2 separate regions of the Homo sapiens genome follow, and region 1 is linked to region 2. The links are chromatin loops, found by intact Hi-C in ENCODE. Cell type or tissue: CD4-positive, alpha-beta T cell. All regions are shown on one strand. Region 1 holds the start of LOC107985432 (a long non-coding RNA gene). Region 2 has its middle 3.2 kb from the start of CST5.

Region 1 (5,000 bases), 78 kb before region 2:
ACAGATGCTGGCAATTGGAAGTTGGGCTGACAGGTGCTCAAGTAGAGAGGACCCAGCAATGTGGGGAGCTTGTCCTCCTCTCCCAGCCTCTCTGTGGGTTTGGTTCCCTTCTCTGTGCTCTCCAGTGCCCTGTTCTCTCCTCTGATTTCCACTTCCCTGTCTAGCAGACCTGACATTCATTGAGGGTGGGTGACTCGGATCTTCCTGTTTGATATCTCCAGCACCCAATCGAGCACCTACCACACATCACATGCTCAATGATACAGGAGGAGGACACAATTAGGCCCATTTTATGACAAGCCTGAAAATTTTCCATTAATCTTTCTTTAGCAACTTTAATTTACAGACAAATATTCTTGAATAATTAAAAGAGGAACATTTTATAAAAGTTGCAGGAACAAAAAGCAAATAGCTTTATGTCATTTAAAAAAAAATCACACAGAAAAGTTAAAATGTCTATAAAGGAAATGAGAGGCAAGGAAAATTGTAATCATTAGCTTGGAGGCCCAAAACTAAAACAAGGTAAAGGTGAAAATGAATCACAGGTACCATGAAGCTCATTCCCTTCCATGAAACAAGGAATTGGGTAAGAGAGGCAACCCGAAGCCACGTGCCAGCACCCAGACAGTTCCAAGTGGGTTCAGGGCAAAATAATCTTGGCATCTTGGTGAACTTGGTGGGTGAAAACACAAATGGTCATCAAGGTACTCTGCCTAGGTGATGCTTGACTGCCCAAAGATGGGTAAAATGTTTTCTGTGAACTTTAAGGCATTTTCAGGATACTGTATGTATATGTGTGTGTGTGTGTGTATATATATATATATATATATATATATACATTTTTTTCTTTTTTGAGATGGAGTCTCACTGTGTCCCCCAGGCTGCTGTGCAGTGGTGCAATCTCAGCTAAATACAACCTCCACCTCCTAGATTCAAGCAATTCTCCTGCCTCAGCCTCCCAAGTAGCTGGGAACACAGGTATGCGCTACCATGCCCGGCTAATTTTTGTATTTTTAGTAAAGACAGGGTTTCATTATGTTGGGCAGGCTGGTCTCGAACTCCTGACATCAAGTGATCGACCCGCCTTGGCCTCCCAAAGTGCTGGGATTGTAGGCATGAGCCATCTCCCCTGTCAGATGACTGTATTTTGTTATACTATTATTTGGTTTCAGGTCCACTATGTCCAAAATGTCTGGGGAAGTGGAGGTGGTGAGCAGGGAGAAACTGGGATCTGAGCTGTGCCATTGCTTGCGTGGTACCCTGGTGCTGTGGGCAGAAACACAGATATCTGCCTGGTGTGATTGGGTGGGCATTTGTGATAGTCTTTAGGGCTGTCCCTTGAGTGCTTCTGTGTCTTATGGGTACAAGACAGGATTGTCCCCTTCCTTTGAGTTTGTTGTAGTCATGACCTGCTTTGGTCAATATAATAGATGAATAAGTGACATCTGTTACTTCCAGTTGCACTTGGGGAAAGCTGGTGCTTATTGCCTTGGCCCCTGATACTGTTGTGAGGGTGTCTTCTCCATCATCTTGGGATCCAGAGTGAGCACAACATAGTTCAGCACCCCCGACACACATGCAGTGCATCTATACAAATAACAGTCACAATAATGGAATGGTATGTTGCTGTCTTAAGTCCCTCATACTTTTTTTTGTTACCACAGCATAACCCAGCTCATCCTGACTGATGCCACCATTTCCAGATAAGAGAAATGCGACTGAGAAAGATTAAGATATTTTCTTAAGATTGGACATTATGTTCCTACCCACTGTGCTTGCCTTATAGGTATGTGTTCTGGTTTTGACAATTAAGATATAGACAAAATGAGGGCAGAAACATTTGATTATTTACTCAGAGCAGGAGAAGGAGAAATAGAATTAATGTGAGAGGAAGAAGATATGTAAGGGGAAAAAATAATAAACTAGGAACCAAGCACATGCAATCTTTATAATTTCTTAGAATTTTCTTCCCTTTTGAAAGTTTGTTTTATTTTAAAAAAGGAAGGAAGATCTTCCATTAATTTTATAGGACATCTCATGCTTTTTGTAAAACAGAGTTTTATTCATTTTCCACTAAATGCAAATATTTATTGCCCATCTACTATACACTATACATTCACCTTTGTTCTGCATATTTCTCCTCCTTTTAAAAGGTATAGTATGTCAACATTCAGTTCATAGATTTATAGCCAAATGTTGTCTGTATACTTATTGGTTTCACTTTGATCTCCTATATCCAGAAAAAGAAAACAATCAAGAAGAGACTTCAATAACTAATTATAAGATAAACATTAAGGCTTCTGTGTACACTATACAGTTTGTTTTGAAATTATTTTTGTACTCATTCATTCATTTCTCTTAATTTTTTTTTCCAGTTGAAAGAGAGTTTATTTAAGCACAGAGATCAAGCAAGAGTGGAGCACAGGACACACTTTCAGGTTGCCTTGGGGACTGCTCTGTAGAACAAAAAATCAAACTCAAGATTTTAAGGAAAACAAGTACAAGTGAAGAGAAGGCATGATTACCAAAGTTGTTGATCTAATTCTCATTGATTTACAGAAATAACAGTGGCTAACGATCAGCTATACATTGTTGAATTATAGGATGTATGGCATTTAAAAATGTATTTATTTAAAACTAATTTTTTTTAGATTTTTGATGGATTTAGGGGTACAGGTGCAGTTGTGTTACATGGATATATTTTGTAGAGATGAAATCTGGGCTTTTATGTACAACTACCCAAATAAGATACATTGTACCCAATAGGCAGCATTTCACTTTCACCCTCATTCTATCCTCCCACTGTTTGGAGCCTCCAATGTCTATCATTCCACTCAGTAAGTCCATGTCCATGGTTTAGCACCCATGTATAAGTGGGAACATGCAGTTCTTGATTTTCTGTTTCTGAGTCATTTCACTAAGGGTAATGGCCTCCAGTTCCATACACATTGCTGCAAAAGTCATAATTTCATTCACTTTTATGGCTGAATAGTATTCCATGGTGTATATCTACCAGATTGTTTTATTCAATGAAGTGTTGATGGACACTTAGGTTGATTTCACAACTTTGCTATTCTGAACTGTGCTACAATAAACATACAAATGCAGAAGGCTTTTTTATATAATGATTTGTTTCCTTTTGGGGGGTACATGTGCGGTAGTGGAATTGCTGGATTGAAGGGTGGTTCTATTTTTAGTTTTCTAGAAATTATCATACTGTTTTCCATAGAGGTCATATGAGTTACACATCAACCGATACATATTTTCCAACATCTTGTTTTTTGACCATTTTTGAGACAGGGTCTCCCTCTGTTGCCCAGGCTGAAGTGCAGTGGCATGATCATAGGTCAGTGCAGTCCCAACCTCTTGGGCTCAAGGCGTCCTCCTGGCTCTGCCTCCTAAGTAGCAAGGACTACAGGCCCACACCACCACACGTGGAATTTTTTTTTTTTTTTTTTTTTTTTGCTTGTTGAGACAAGGTCTCACTATGTTGCCCAGGCTTATCTTGAATGCCTGGACTCAAGTGATCCACCCACCTCAGCCTCTCAAAATACTGTGATTACAAGCATGAGCCACTGCACTTGTCCGTTTTTTGACTGTTTAATAACAGCCATTGTGACTAGTATAAGATGGCATGGCATTGTGGCTTTAATTTTCATTTCTCTGATACTTAATTATGTTAAGTATTTTCATATGTTTGCCGTTTGTATGTCTTTTATTTAAAAATGTCTGTTCATACCCTGTGGCCACTTTTTAATGGGGTTATTCTTGTTTTTCTTGTTGAGTTGTTTAAGTTCCTTGTAGAGTCTGAATATTAGCTCTTTGTCAGATACACTGCTGGCAAATCTTTTCGCCCATTCTACAGTTTGTTTGTTTACTGAGAATTATTTCTTTTGCTGTGCAGAAGCTTTTTACTTTTATTAAGTCCCATTTCTCTGTTTTGGTTTTTGTTGTATTTTATTTTGAGGACTTCATCATAAATTCTTTGTCTAGACCAATATTTAGAAGAGTTTTTCCTAGGTTGTCTTCTAAGATTTTTATAGTTTCAGTTCTTACATTTAAGTCTTTAATCCACCTTGAGTTAATTTTTGTACATGATGGAAGGTAAGAGGCCAGTTTCATGAATCGACATATGGCACACCAATTATCCCAGCACCATTTATTGAATAGAATGTGATTTCCCTTTATATAATTTTGTCAACTTTGTCAGAGATCAGTTGGTTGTAGCTATGTGGCTATATTTTTCCGTATGTGTCTCTTTCTATAACATGACCATGCTGTTTTGGTTACTACAGCCATACAATATAATGTGATCTGTCCAATTTTATTCTCTTTGCTTAGCATTACTTTGGGCATTCAGGATCTTTTTTGGATCCGTGTGAATTTTACAATTTTTTTTTCTGATTCTATGAAGAATGACATTGGTAGTTTGATAGTAATTTAATTGAATCTGTAGATAACTTGGGCAGTATGATCATTTTAATGATATTGATTCCCCAGTCTATAAGCATGGGATTTTTAAAATTTTTTTGCCATCTATTATGTCTTTCTTTAGTGTTTCATAGTTCTCTTTCTAGAGATCTTTCACTCCTTGAGTAAATGTATTTCGAGGTATTTTATTACTTTTTGTAACTATTATGAATTGGATTGAGTTCTTGATTTGGTTCTCAGCTTGGACATTATTGTTATATAGAAATGCTACTGATTTTTGTACATTAATTTTGTATCCTGAAACTTTCATGAAGAAATTTATCAAATCGAAGAGCCTTTTGGGGGAATCTTTAGGGTTTTCTAGGTATAAGTTCATATCATAAAAAAAATACGAGAATTTGACTTCCTCTTTTAGAACTTTGATGTACTTTATTTCTTTCTTCTGCCTGATTGCTTCAGCTAGAACTTCCAGTAGTACGTTGAATAGGGGTCCTCGTAGTGGGTATCCTTGCCTTGTTCTTATTCTTAGGGAAAATGCTTTCAACTTTTCTTCATTCAGAATGATGTTG
Region 2 (5,000 bases):
TTAAAAGATACAGCTGAAAGTAATTTTGGTATTTCTACTTTAACCTAATATATCCAAAATACTTCAACACTTCAGGACTATTCTTAAGGAGCTAGTTTACATTCTTTTGTGTGAGTGTAATGTCTTGAAGTTCCCTGTGTATTTTTTACAGTTAGACCAAGCGTCACTGTGGACTAGCCCCATTTCAAGTGCCCTGTGGCCACGAGTGGCTGCTGGTGGCTGTGGTACTGCATAGCCCAGCCATTAGGGTGTGTGGGAGGATGCAGAGTGGTGATCAACAATTTAGATCAGGGAATTATAGTCGCTCAGTTAGAGAGAGGGTGGGTGCTACTGGACCCTGGTCAGGGAAGTCTCTAAGAGACCGGAAAGGTTGAGAAGCCCCAGGCAGCAGGGAATAGTCAGTGCAAAGGCCCTGAGGCAAGGCTGGGCATGCCTGCTCCAGGAAGAGGAAGCTCCTGGAGGGGGTGTGAGCAGGGAAGGGAACGACCTGGAGTCTCACGGTAACTGTGGGTGTGTCCAGGTGGAAGGCGCAGGGAGACCCCTGGCAGGTGGTGGGGGTGTCAGGAGAAGGAGCAGCAGCCACAGGATGAATGTGGGAGCCCAAGAGCCTCTCTTGCTCCTCCCCTCTGGGAGACGTGCTGCCAGCACTGGTCCTCTGTACACTGCTTGGAAAACTCATGTAATATTTTAAAAATTACATTGAATGAGGTAGAATTTACACACAATAAAATGCCTAATTGTATGTGCCCAATCTGGGGGATTTCATAAATGCATACACTTGTGTTACCACTTTGTCCACACCTGTGATATCTGCCTCACCCCAGATGGTTTCCTCCTGCCTCTGAAGCCCACCCTCATGCCCACCCGACCCTGGCAGCCCACATCTGGTCCTGTGGACTCCTTTGTTGCCTGTCCTTGAGCTTCCCAGGAATGGAATCCTGCAGAGAGAGCCCAGGTGTGTCTTCGTCCTTTGCTCAGCGTGGCTTCATTGCCAGGATTGAGAGTTCTCCTTCTCCACAGACTGAGAGGATGTGGTCAGTTGGGTGCCCTGTGGGCTGACAAAGCCCCCAGCTCGGGATGCTGTGGGCCTGGACTGGAATGTGACTTCAGGAGTAGGGAGGGTGGAAGGAGGCTCTGAACAGACAGCTGCTCCCTTTGTTCTCTCAACCCCCCCTCCATGCCTGAAGGTGATCCTGCGGCAAATGCCCTTATGGCGAGGTGGCAGGCTTGGCCAGAAACACCAGGAAACCCTGGGCCTTAGCAGGACACCCAGAGGACTCTCCTGGGAGTGGTGGAGGTGAGGGTCGGCCAGGATCAGCCCAGACCTGCTATAATCCTGGGGCTCCGCCATGGCTGGGGCTGCATCAGCAGGAACCCGACAGCGGGAACAATATTACTCATGGGTGCTCATGTTCAGTATGAGGACAGGGGACCTTTTTACCCAAGGCCCAGTGACCATTGCACCCCACTGTGAATCCAGCACCCCTAGAAAAGCCATGCACTCCAGCAGATACAGCAGGTGGCCCAGGGATAGTGTTTACTGCTGGGTGAGGGAGGGAAGGTCTTCAAGCAGGGCTGCACGTGATGCCTCCTAGTTAGACAGGAAATTGGGGGAGATTCCCAGAGAAGGGAAAGAGAGGGCAGTCCCTGGCCAGGTGCTTGTGGGCAGAATGGTCATCTCCCAAGTGTGGGAGTTGGGTCTCCTCTGTGGCTCCCACCTTCCCTGGCCGCTAGGTCTCAACTCTCAGGAGGATGTGTTGTGCAGAGGGTAAGCTGAAATACATACAAATCTCTCCTATCTTTTATCATTAGGAAGGAGATGCAGGTCATCCACATAACAGGCATATGGTGGTGGGTGGAGTATGGGGTGGGAGCTGGAGTGCTGGCCTATTTCCCTGTATGTGATGCCACCGCCAGTGGTCATCCTCTGTCAGGACACTGGAATGAGCTATAGGGAGGGTCAACAGGCCTGATACAGTGGCCACTCTAATCTTTGTAGTCAGACCCCCATGTAGGGCACTCTCAGGAACTACAAGAGATGCATCCAGTATGGGTGATGGTAAGTGGAAGGTTAGGGTAGATGGACAGCTGCTCCAGCTGCTGGGTGACCTTGGGAAAATGTTTTGCCTTCTCTATGTGTCATGCATATGGAAAGGTGAGCTGCTTTGTAAATGGTGGTGTCTGGTGGTTCAAAACCAGCAAGATAAGTTTGATTCTGCAGTGACATTTAAGTGTGGTTAAAATTTACAATAGCCCAGTGTTATGGCATGCCTGTACACCTACTCTTGAGGCTGAGGCAGGAGGATCTCTTGAACCCAGGTGTTCCAGACCACACTGTGCAACACAGTGAGATCCCATCTCAAAAAAAGATGGAGACTTAGTTCCTATAGCTTACAGCTCCAATGACAGGCTGGCAGGGACCCAGAGATAAACAATGGACTCAGGACCAAGCCTGGGGCCTCCAGCACCTTCGTAATCTGGAGGAGTCCAGTTGCCCAGGAGGGGGCATGTTTCCTTTCTGCCAGTGGATGAAAGAGAAAGCCGTGTTCTCCCAGGTTGCGTGTGTAACTTGATCCCATGATTGAATTAGTAGAGTGAGAAATTAGGTGAGTGACAGAAGTTCTCTATAATAAATAAGCAGTAAAGGGAAACACTAAACAATATTATAACCAATAAATACCTAAGGGCATAAACATCACCTAAAGTGCAAGTGGTTAGATCAAGTTGGCCAAGAGTTGAGATTCTGCACATCCGGGTTTTGAGCAATTAACATTCAGTGTCTGTGATAGGAGATGGGACTGAGCAGCCACGGGATTTGTTGGCTTCTCAAAGGGGAAGCCCAGAATCCTCCTTTATGGAGTGCTGCGAGTTCTCTGGGGTCAAGCTTGTCCCTTATGCACACCCTTCCTCCTTCCCCCTCCCTGCTCCCAACTGTGGGGGACCTGAGATACTCCTGGACCATTGGCCACCATTGGTAAGCATCTGGGCTCTGATGGGGATGAGGCCACATTATTATGAACTCTGGTACTTGCTGTGAAGCATGCCCAAAGCCCCTACAGGAAAAGGGCGTACAGAGCCCAGGATCTGAGGTCTGAGAGTTTGGCCCTTTATGGAGGGAAAGAGAATCCTTGGGAAGTTTCCTGCTCAGGGATCAATGTGTAAACAGCACTTAGGATTTTAGATTGCAAGGTTACTATTTATTTTCTCAAGGAGTACATTCTTCCTAGCAGAGCCATGGCTAGAGAACCACAGCCGAGTGGAGAGGACAGGGAGAGTTCCTTGGGAACTCGGGTTGCTTGCTGATGCACCCAGGGACTTCCCCCAACTCCCTGGTCCCAGCCTGCAGGGGCCTGGCCCAGGAGAATACAGATGGCTCTGAGGGGAGAGCAATCCCCTTGGCATCTCTGTGTGGTGAGAGTTTCCTTTCTAATCCCCATTCAGGTCACTGCTGGGACTTCCCTGTCACTGTTTGTCTAACCTTAAATATCAATTCCTTTAGCAGACTGCAGTGGCTGTGGAGAGTGGTTCCTGTTCCTGCCTGGAATCCTGTTACACTCAATCAGTGGGTGCTGGAGCTGGAGCCAGAGGCCATCAGGACAGCCTGCCTGCTCTTGTGGCCCTGCCTGCCCTCTCCTCCTGTCACAGAGGAGCTGGATCCAGTGAAAAGACTCTCTAACGAAACTTTAAGGCTCCTCTGAGCCTTCTTCACTAGGCCTCAACCTTGGTCTCCAGCTCCTACCTGCCAGGTCTGCATTGCTCAGTTTTAGGAAAGAATCCTGCTTCCTTTTAGGGAGAATCCTGCTGTCCTTGGGGTCTGATCACCCTTGACATCTGATCAAGTTCCTCATCCCTCAGCTTTGATGTCTAAGGCTGTGTCCTGCCTTTAGCAAGAATCCTGTTTGGTCAGTTCAGCCAGAAACCCCTACCTTTGATGTCTCTGCTTAGTAATTTTTTCTTCACTAACCTCCACACCCTGCTCCTTGGCTATAAATCCCCACTTACTCTTTTTATATTTGGACTTGAGCTCACTCTGTCTTATTGTGAGAGTGTTGACCCCATTGCAATTGTCTTGAGTTATCTCAACTAAGGCCAGGCTTCCAGCAGTGAAGCTCCTCATCCCCCTGTCCATGACGTCATCACTGGACTTCCTGCAGGCACCACCAGTTCAGCATGTCTATTGCTACAATCATCATTTTGCCCACAGACCTGCCCCTCATGGAGAGCATGAAATGTAGGTTGGATTCGGAAGGAAAGGGCTGCGCTCCACGAGTTGCATGGCAGTTGTAGACACCAGCAGAAACCATGCAGTCTACGGAGGAGGAGATTTCTCCCTCTCTGGACCTCACATGGGATGGACTGTGGGTCTCTGCTGGGAGGGATGTTCAGAGCATCCTGTACACATCAGTTACCTACTGCTGCATCAGAAGCCACCCCGAATCTTCCTGGCTGAAAGCAACATGATGTGTGGATTCTTATGACTCTGGAGCTGTCCGCGGCTCTTCTGCTGGTCTTGTTAGGTTCAGTTGGGGGCTGCATTCAGGTGGGGTAGGCTGGAAATGTGCTCAGCGGGGATGGTGAGCATCTCTTTCCAGGCAGTCTTTCACTCTCAAGAAGGTGAGAGGATACTTTTACATGAAGTTGCTGTCCATGATCACATTTCAGGAGCCCACCTCCCAGGAGTGGCCTGGCCCCAGCCATTGCAGCGTATCTATACCAGTCCACTATAAAGTTGCTATTTTTCACTTTATCATTAACAAATATTGCATAAAGCAATGCTTTGAAATACGATTATATCCTACTTCTTATCAAATTTTCACTTTCTAGCTTTAGCATACAATGATAATTGTTGCTTGAATCAATTGTTATTATGACTGTTGTGAAAAGGTTGTTTCTAATTTCATTATTTGTTCTACATTTATTAATGGCATTCATTCTACTATAAGGAAAATCTCTATTTTCTTCTATCTGCTTATCTGTCTACCTACCTACCTATTTGCCAT

The links. Peaks named below come from ENCODE experiments on the same cell type or tissue, not always from the same donor. Only the 100,000 strongest peaks of a DNase experiment are listed, where the experiment ranks them.
Region 1: it touches region 2 in a loop (8-fold over the local background); 6 of 110 quality-filtered maps call a loop at or near these places.

Annotation. Positions count from the first base shown.
Region 1 is chr20:23,802,859-23,807,858 of GRCh38, forward strand. LOC107985432 (a long non-coding RNA gene) reads left to right here and starts at 857. Exons shown (of 3, transcript XR_001754554.3): 1 at 857-978; 2 at 1,665-1,786; 3 at 2,376-3,113. In CD4-positive, alpha-beta T cell, no CTCF peak of the experiment used is centred here; no DNase peak of the experiment used is centred here.
Region 2 is chr20:23,880,441-23,885,440 of GRCh38, forward strand. No RefSeq gene overlaps it. Among named protein-coding and RNA genes, the nearest start is that of CST5, 3.2 kb to the left of the region's middle. In CD4-positive, alpha-beta T cell, no CTCF peak of the experiment used is centred here; no DNase peak of the experiment used is centred here.